Linked DNA regions of Homo sapiens: region 1 is linked to region 2. A link is an interaction called in ENCODE POLR2A ChIA-PET data of the cell type or tissue named here. Cell type or tissue: PC-9. All regions are shown on one strand. Each heading gives the region's core, and the rest is flanking DNA. Links, peaks and the distances in the headings are about the cores only.

Region 1 (4,401 bases), core at 130-4,129, 210 kb after region 2:
CTTAAACCGTAAATATCCTTGTCATTACTTCAATTAAAAAAAAGCATTTTGTTGGATAATCTCAAAGTTTCTTCTAGCTTTAAAATCCTTCTATGGATTGTAATTTTATTTAGTCCTTTTCACATTATCACTAATATCCTTATTTGCATATACTTTTTAAAATAATGATTTTTTTCTTCTCCACGTGGGTTGCTGTGTTTAAATAATGCTACTTATTTGCATTCTAATATAGGAGGAAGGGAGGAGAGTAATATGGTCTCTTTCCACATAAGCAAAGTTGTCCACTAATCAACATTATTGGCAATACTAAAGCCACTAGAATCTTAAAATTATTTCGTTTTTGTTTTATATTTCTTATTTTATGCTATAGAGTAAAGGATATATAAAAGACTCAAAGGTGCACATTAGACTTACTTTTGCATGTTAAAAAGAAATCTAGCCTATTAGGCTAAGGTGAGGGTCTAGCATGGACTGGCTCCTACTTACCTCTCCAATTCCATTTTCAGCCCCTTTACCCTCCCTCCCTTAATTCCCCCAGTTTGTTTTAGGCCTAAACAGACCTTTTCTTTCCTAAAACAGGAGGAGTTTTTTCCAGGCTCAAGGCTTTTCCATTTATAATTCCCTTTGTGAGGTAAGGAAGGAACTCCCCCTCTCCCTTCTTATTCTTCAGATCTTGGCCTTAAATATCAATGCCTCAGAAAGATTTAGAGAACCATCCCTATCTAAGTAGATTCTCACCTCTGTAAGTTTCTTAACATTGCACTATTTCCTGCAAAGAATTTATTGTACTATATGTGTGTTATTTATAGTATGTTCCATAAAGATAGAATTCATCAATGTACCTGGAATTAGCACAATGCCATGCACAGACTAATCTCTCTGTTGAAAAAATAAATGAACAGGAGAGCATTAACTCTGAGCAACTTTATTCTGGAAATGCCCCAGCTCAAGCCTGAGAATATTATTATTACCAAGGTAACTTCCAGCTAGAATAAGTAGTGCTATGAATTTAGCTCTATGGTGAAACGAGAAAGCTTATTCTCAGGGCCACAAAGTAAGAGAAGAAGCATGAGTAGAAAATCATGCACACATAAATCATGTGCAGAACCCAGGTGTAATCCTAAGGGTTGTGGCTGACACCCCTCTTGAAATGGCCTCATTGCCTGGGGTGGCACCTGAAGTTCTTGGTCTTGTGGCCAAGGAAAGCAAGGACACAAACACACCAAGGGTGAGGTTAGAGCAGAAGTTTAATAGGCAAAAGAAACAGCTCTCTGCTGCAGAGTGGGGTCCCCAAAAGTGTTGCCATTCTGCAGGGAAATGCAAGGGTTTTTATAAATGAGTTAGTGGGGAGGGGGTATCTTATTTACCTAGGGCATGAAAAACAGGTTAGAACCAGGTGTGCCATCTGCACAGAGCACAAATCTCTGGCAGCCCCCACCCCTACCTTTTATTATGCAGACGGCTCCTTGGCCTGAGCTTCTTCGCATTGCTTATTTCTTTCCTACTGTGCATGTGCTGAAAAAGGGGAGGTAGATCCCGCACGGTGGACATGCCTGGCCCCAGGTACTCCTTTTTTGTTGGTGCGGCTGCAGGCATCTCCCCATGAGTATGTCGTAAAAAGGAAAGGAATGTGCTCACTAAGGCCCATTGTGTTTACTGGGATCCACCGTATGTATGTGAAACTTGCCAATTACCCAGGAAGCTCCACCTCTGTGTCATAGCTGCTTCCTTATCTGTGTTTGCAGCCTGATCTTCCAGGCTGCTCTTTGTTAAAAGGTAAGTGATTTCCTGGGCTGCTTTTTGTTAGAAGGGAAGTTCTGCCGAGAACTCTTTGCCCTGTCTGCCTAGCTAGTGTCTTTCTACCTCCTCTCTCACTATAACAAAAACAGGTTAACAAGAGAAAAGCCTAACAAACTTATTTTATCAAAGTTTTATGTGATACGGGAGGCTTCAGAATGAAAATCCCCAAACCTAGGGAAAATTGTCTGTTTTTATGCTTAGGTTCAATGAAGAATAGACAGTTGCGTAGAAATGTGATTGGATACAGGGTATGATCTAATGGTAATCAACTGAGGGGAGAAACCTAGCAAGGCCTGTCTGTTCAGATTCTTGAAATTCCTCTCTGGGAAGCATTTCATCCTCCAAGGTATGGGGCAGAATTCCTATGGAATGAGGTTCTTCAAGTGAAAAGGGAAAAAGAGGTCTTTCTAGGTTTTATGACTTGTTTTGGGGAACAGGAGTTTTAATTGCTATGAGTCACCTTGGGGAAGAGGAATACTAGTTTATAGGCCTGCTTTGGGGAGGAAAAAGGATGGGAGACAAGAGGATAAGAGAAGGTCAGAGAGAGACTTTGCTTCTGTGGTTCTTCCAGCCTCTTTCATTTCAAAGTACTCAGCATACCAAAGACATCATACCTTGGGCTGTTGTGTTCTGAGCCCTAACAGTGCCATCTCCCTCTAAGTATAAAATGATAGAGTTCATCTAGGCTTCATTAGGAGTAAGACTAAGTGGGTAAACATAGGAGTGGAGGGAAAGTTTGCCATTTGCCTTCTGAAGGTTTGCTGAAATGAACTGACAGTAGGGAGATTAACAGGAGAAAAAGGCATACAAATTTATTAACATGCAAGTGTGTACAGAAGCCATACAAAATATGAAACTCAAAGAAGGGTCAGATGGTTGAGGTTTAAAAATCTTCTTCATAGGGGAGAGGGAATGGGGGATGTGGGCAATTTTGAGGGGTAGTAAATGATTTTCAGGATAATTGAATGAGCCCAAAGAACAGACATTGTTCTGGAACAAAACTTCATTCTGAGCACTAGGGGAGGTGGTGGGATAGTGACGGTCAGAACTTCCCTGTGAACGGAGGTTCTTATATTATGTAAATAAAGTCTCCCAGGTAATCTCTTGGAGCTGCTCTCAGAAAAATGAATAAAAAGTCTGTCCGAGCATGGTGATGATGTTTAGTCTTTTCTCCAGTGGTTAATCTTGCCTAGTTATTTGATGAGATTCCTAGGGAGGGGGTCTTAAGACAATTGCATTTCTTTTGAAAGAAGTTTTCCTCAGTCAGACAAGGGAAATACCAGAGATAACCTCTCCCTGTGCTTGGGGTTTGGGGTAGAAATAAGAGAAGGCTAGAAACTCCTCGGTTCTTAGCCTTTCCAAGTTCCTTTAATTCAGAAGTGTTCGGCATGACAAAGCATCATACTTTGGGGTATTGTTCTCTGCACTCCAACAGTGGAAGTGGTGAATAATGTTGGTGTTTCTGCCCAGATTCCTTTTAGCACCCATGCTCCCATTCCCTTGGACTTTCCTTTGCTTCTAACAGCTAGCATCTGGGGTTCTTTTTGGAGGACTGTGCCTGTACTGCTACAGCCTGCTTTGCTGGCAGCATAGAGAGCAGGCAATGGCTGGGAATTACATTCTCCACCCCCATCCCATGATTGGGAGGTTTGGGAGTATGAAATAAAAGCCCCAGGCTCCTTGCCTAAGAACAGAAGTTTCCCTGATTTCATCAGGCTGGAGCCATCCTTGGCTAGATGCACCATTGCTTGGCTTCCTCCTTTTCCCTGCTCCTGCTCTTCTTCCTTAGAGATTTCTCCTGGGAGCACTGCCTTAGTAAATCACATGCATTTGAATCCTCAGAAACCTCATTTTAGGGTCTACTACTGGAGGACTAGTCTTAAGACAGTGGGACAAAAGTTCTTGGGATTTTCCCCCCTTAATCAATATGCACATGTTGACTACCTATGTGTAAGGCAGTCTAGAGAAGCAGAGAAGAGCATTCTAAGCAAAGAGAACAGCCAAACAAAGGCATGGAGCCATGCACGTGACTAACTGTCCAAGTACTTTAACATGGCCAGCATGGAAGGTATGGAAGGTACAGGGAATAATAGTCAAAGACGGGGCTGGAAGGTGTCACTTGAGGCCACATTATAATAGACTTTGAAGTGATGCTAAGAAGTAAAAAAAAAAAAAGAAAGAAAGAAAGGAAAAGAAAAGGAAAAAACCTATGGGGAGAAAAAAATAACATTTTTCCCCTACCTGCCTAGGTCCTAGCCTCCATCTCGGGCCCTGGAAATCTAACTGACAAAAGACAGATTAACAAAAGAAAAACAGAATTTACTAACACATGTAGTACACATACATGTGGGAGAAACTCAGTGATGAGTAACTGAAAACGATGGTTAGAATTTGAGTTTATATAGCATCTTCACAAAAAACCAGCCCATTTAGATGTGACAAGACAAAGGAAAAGGTTTTAAGCTTTCAAGGGTGGTAAACTGTGGAAAGGTAAGTGTATGGGGGAAACAAAAGGAATAAGGTTTGTTTTCATATGTCCATGTCAGTGCCAACTTTCTGTCTTCTTCATGGTCATGAAACTTCCCTAGGAGAGAGGATTTA
Region 2 (4,401 bases), core at 193-4,192:
TTAGTAAAGGCAAAAAAATTGTATAAGCCATGGCTCAAAGACGAAATGAACTAAAATGTGTCATTATTATGAGTAATCAGTGGACATAATAAGAAAAGAAAATCCATTTGACATTGACACCTAGAACATTCTCCTTCAATAGGTGTAGATTTAATAACACGGCTTACATTTCTCTTCCCACACGTCCATTCATACCACTTGATTCTGCAGTGAATAAGATGTACAAAATTGTAATACTGAAAAAATCTTTAATTTTCAAAATAAAAGACAAAATTTAAGACAAAATGCACAAGACGATTATTCTAACAGAGCAAATAATACAAATATCAACAATGTAAAAGTACTGGTGTAACCCATGGTACTTGGGAAATGGAAGGAAGCGAAAGGATAAAATTTTTTAATCTTACACAATGGAAAAGTCAGGAGACACTTTCTAAATTAAGTACATCAAGAAATAGGTTTAAGTATTCTTTAAAGGAATAAAGTAGCAAATAGAATGTAATATAATATAATTTTAAAAATTGCAAAGAGAAGACTAAGGGAAGAAAAATGGAGAGTACTGGAACTGAGCTAAATTCTCATTGTTCATTCTCAAAATGTAGAGTCAATTTGTTAAAAAAGCAAGGAGTTGAACCAAACAGTGGCAGTGCAGTGCGTGCGTATTATTTTAAATTATGGAGTAACTATCAGAAGAGCTAAAAACAGTTTGATGTTGGCACCTTTTGGGCAGTGTTTTCAAGCTGTGGCAATGAAATCAATTTAGTAGGTTGCCACCTACATTAGGAGACAAGAAGGAAAAAGAAATATCAGGTTGCATTGCACTAGTAAAGACAGTAAAGATGAGTAAAACGTGTGAAATGTTTTTCAGCTTTCTGCATACCTGTAAAATGTATTTCCTACTTGAGTTTTGGTCAATAAAGTACTGTAGGAAGTAGAATTGGATTGTAAGACAGTTGTTTGGCTGCATTTTTATGTTTTATTTTTCTGCTCATCTATAATGTTTGAGTTTTTAAACTCGTGTATTACTTTTATCATAATAATTTTAAATGTTTCTGTTTTAATACATAAAAATACAAATTTATAAGCTTTTATAACACAAAGTGATATACATATTTTCTAACAAAAGCAAATATTAAGCAATTTTCTTGAGTAAAAAAATGATAGTCAATCTTACCATTGCTTAGCAAAATAGAAAAAGTTAAACTTAATAATTTTTAAAGATTATTTAAGGCTCACAAGAGGGAAGGCTAGGGCAGGGGCAAGAGTTTAAAACATTAGAATCCAGGCAATGGATTGAATAGGAAGAAGACAAAGCAAAAGAAATAAAAAATCTTAGGTATCATTGTCACAAAGAAAACCAATGCTAAGGATGATCTTGAATACAACCTTGATGATTGTATGTAGTAGTGTTCCATCTGACAGTGAAAATATTTGGGCCATCTGCATAGTTACACAGAAAACCTCATCTGCCTAAAAAGGAGAAAATGAAGCATAGAGGAGAGGTTATTTTTTCATTAAGTCAACAAATGTTTGAGCCTTAGGCACCGTTCTAGGTACTAAGTATATAGCAATGAGTAAAACGGTCTCTCCCCACATAGATATATATTCTTGGGGGAAGGAGAATGATGAACAAATATTTCATATAATATCAAGTAGTACTAAGTTTTATTTAAAAAGCAGGGTAAGGGATAGAAAGTTTGAAGAAGTTGGGTTCAGGGAAGCCCTCTCTGAGGAAATAGTTGGAGCAGAGGTTTGAGCCAGTTGGGAAAGCAAGCCAAAAATATATCTGGAAGAAATGCTTTCAAGCTGCAGTGCTAGGACATGCAAAAACTTTGAGTTGGGAGCATTCTGGGGAAATTCAGGAGACACAGTGGCAAGAAGAATGAAAAAAAAAAAAAGTAAATCCACACCTAAATAAAGATAAAGAAGAGATCTAAAAAACATCCAGGGAGAAAAGACAGATTTCTCAATTGTTACATAAATGGGTTAAAGATGGCCCCTGTGTATTAGCCCAATGTTTACTTCTTTGCAGCAGGCTAGGACCAGTAGATCAAAGCCTGTCAGTGCCAGACTCAAATTCTTGCATGTCTAGTTGCTTTAAATATAGCTCAAATGAGCATATTTTAGCCATTAGGTCATACCTGCTTGGCATACCCCCATGAAACTGCACCCAACATCTTCTGGCCATAGATAAGACAAACTCTGTGGCTATAAAAGACCACAAACAGCTGCTGCCCTTCAGAGCTATTGACCTAGAGATTCCTCACCTTGCTGCTTAGTGATGTTACCTAGACATGTTAAGATCCCTCTTGTTAGGAATTCCATGAAGCCTGAAAATGAAGCCAGCGTAGTGGAGAATGAAGAGACAGAGTTTTGATTACAAGGTTTGAACCGTTTAACTGAGATCCGCCTCTGCAGGCTATCCATGGACTTTTAAATTATGTAAGCCAATAATTTTTTTTATTCGTTTAGGCCATTTTAAGTTGGATTGTCTGTCTTATGCAAATGAAATGATCATGTTAGAGATGGTAGACTCAGCTCACTTTCTTAAATAAATTATTATAGAATCCATGATCAGTGAATTTCTTAAAATGTTGCTGGCTATAAAGATGGCTGTGACTAATAAGGCCAATATGCAATCAACATGTATAGGAGACCATAAAACCTGTGCACTGGTTTGATTGAACTATTTGAATCATAGTAATATTACATCTTTTGAGAATTCTAAGAAAAACAAAGAGAAAAGAAACAAGAAAAATATTGAGCATATTTTGTTTAATAAAACAAAGCTGAAGGATTGAGAAGAATACAATGACACAGGGTCAGAAGGAGGGCTTAATTTTGTTAGCCAAGTAACAGGGGTAACAGGGGATTGTATAATAGAAAATAAACTCTTGCCTCATTTTTTTGGGTTTATTGAAGGAATTTTAACAAATATGCAGTATAAGCTGCTTTTAAAATTTGCACATTTTGTTCACTAGGGAGTCTTTCTAGGATGACTTACAAGGAAGAAAGATTCAAGGAAGTCTGAAAGTCTTGAGACACAAGAGATTACATTTGCATTTTTAGAAGATTTTTCAAAAGATGGGAGACCTAAAAGTCAAATAAATACCAAATGGATTTGTGACAAAGACAATGGTCTATAGAAGTAGTTCTCAAAATTAATTTTAGCTTTGGACCATTTTTCCAAATTAAATCTTACAGAGAACTTCAAAATTAGAACTTCAAAGTTAGAAAAATGATATATTTGTTAGTACGGATTTATTTTTTAAGTTTAACTGTATAGCATTTATTTTTTAAAGAGTAGAAGAGGGATGCTATTTGGTGAACATGCAAAATATTTAAAATCAGGAGTTATGGATGACAGTTCCACTCTTATCTGCATTATCATTTAATTTATTTCTCTATTTTGGTTATGCAAGAGTAAGGTAAGTATTTCCAAATGATAACTTCAGGATACTTCTCAATTAAACTAACTTAGAAGCCTAAGAAAGAAGTAGCAGACTTTTTAAAAATTTTATTTCAAAGTTACACCACTAGTGTGTCTGTTAGTGGAATTAATTTTCATAAATATAAAAGAGAAAAAAGAACTAAAAGTTAACAAGGACTGCTTAAAATACCTATAATAGGACACAGTATTCTGGTGACAAGATGTCACCATAATGAATACTGAGAATTGTGCTAAGTCAGAAGATAAGAGCCTTTTAATATATATTGCCAAATATTACCCACTAGCGAGGCAGAGTGGCCTTTTCACAGTACTCTTGAACCCTGATTCTGAGGATATGTATTAAATTAAGCAAAGCAAAAACTCTCCTAGTAGGCAAAAAAGAAAAAATAGGATACAGTATCCTGTATCCTATTATAAGAAGTAAGACACCATACTTGTTAATGTGTTATTTTTGGTACGTAAGTGACTATTTTTCCTCAACAGAGAATTTGGCAAACTGATGCATCTGAACTTTTAATGGCATTGAATTGAGCAAGATACATGTGTATGTTGGCTTTTTGCTCATTTTTATAATTTTGTGTCAGGAAATATTTGTTGATGTGTTTTAATTTTTTTAAAAAAAGATAATGCAGGACTGTAACTTTCCATTTAATCCACATTTACAAGAAGTTTAAGTGAGCACACAAAGATGTAGATAAGGAAATCATAAGGACTGTTCACAAATATTCCAATTCTCCTCCTGGATATTTGGTAAGATTGCTCTTCCTTGTCTTCTTTGGAGTTAGTTGTAGCCATGTGCCTTGCTTTGGCCAGTGAAATGTGAGCAGCAGTAATAGGTATCATTATGGGGCAGACATTTTAAGAACAAGTGTCAGTGCACAATTCTCTGTTTCCTTTCCCCTGTCACATGATTAAAGTTCACTTTTGAGATGGAGTCTCCATCAACCTCA

Evidence for each region. Peaks named below come from ENCODE experiments on the same cell type or tissue, not always from the same donor. Only the 100,000 strongest peaks of a DNase experiment are listed, where the experiment ranks them.
Region 1: POLR2A ChIA-PET joins it to region 2 with 5 read pairs; 4 of 35 experiments call an interaction of 5 or more read pairs at or near these places.

What each region holds. Positions count from the first base shown.
Region 1 is chr2:63,612,506-63,616,906 of GRCh38, reverse strand. It overlaps a transcript of WDPCP not described here. Among named protein-coding and RNA genes, the nearest start is that of MDH1, 26 kb to the right of the region's middle. RefSeq lists enhancers at 752-1,614, 1,615-2,477. In PC-9, for the core only: no CTCF peak of the experiment used is centred there; DNase peaks (open chromatin) are centred at 1,656 and 2,166; H3K4me3 peaks cover 2,270 bases; H3K27ac peaks cover 2,938 bases.
Region 2 is chr2:63,825,663-63,830,063 of GRCh38, reverse strand. It overlaps a transcript of WDPCP not described here. Among named protein-coding and RNA genes, the nearest start is that of UGP2, 14 kb to the left of the region's middle. In PC-9, for the core only: no CTCF peak of the experiment used is centred there; a DNase peak (open chromatin) is centred at 2,124.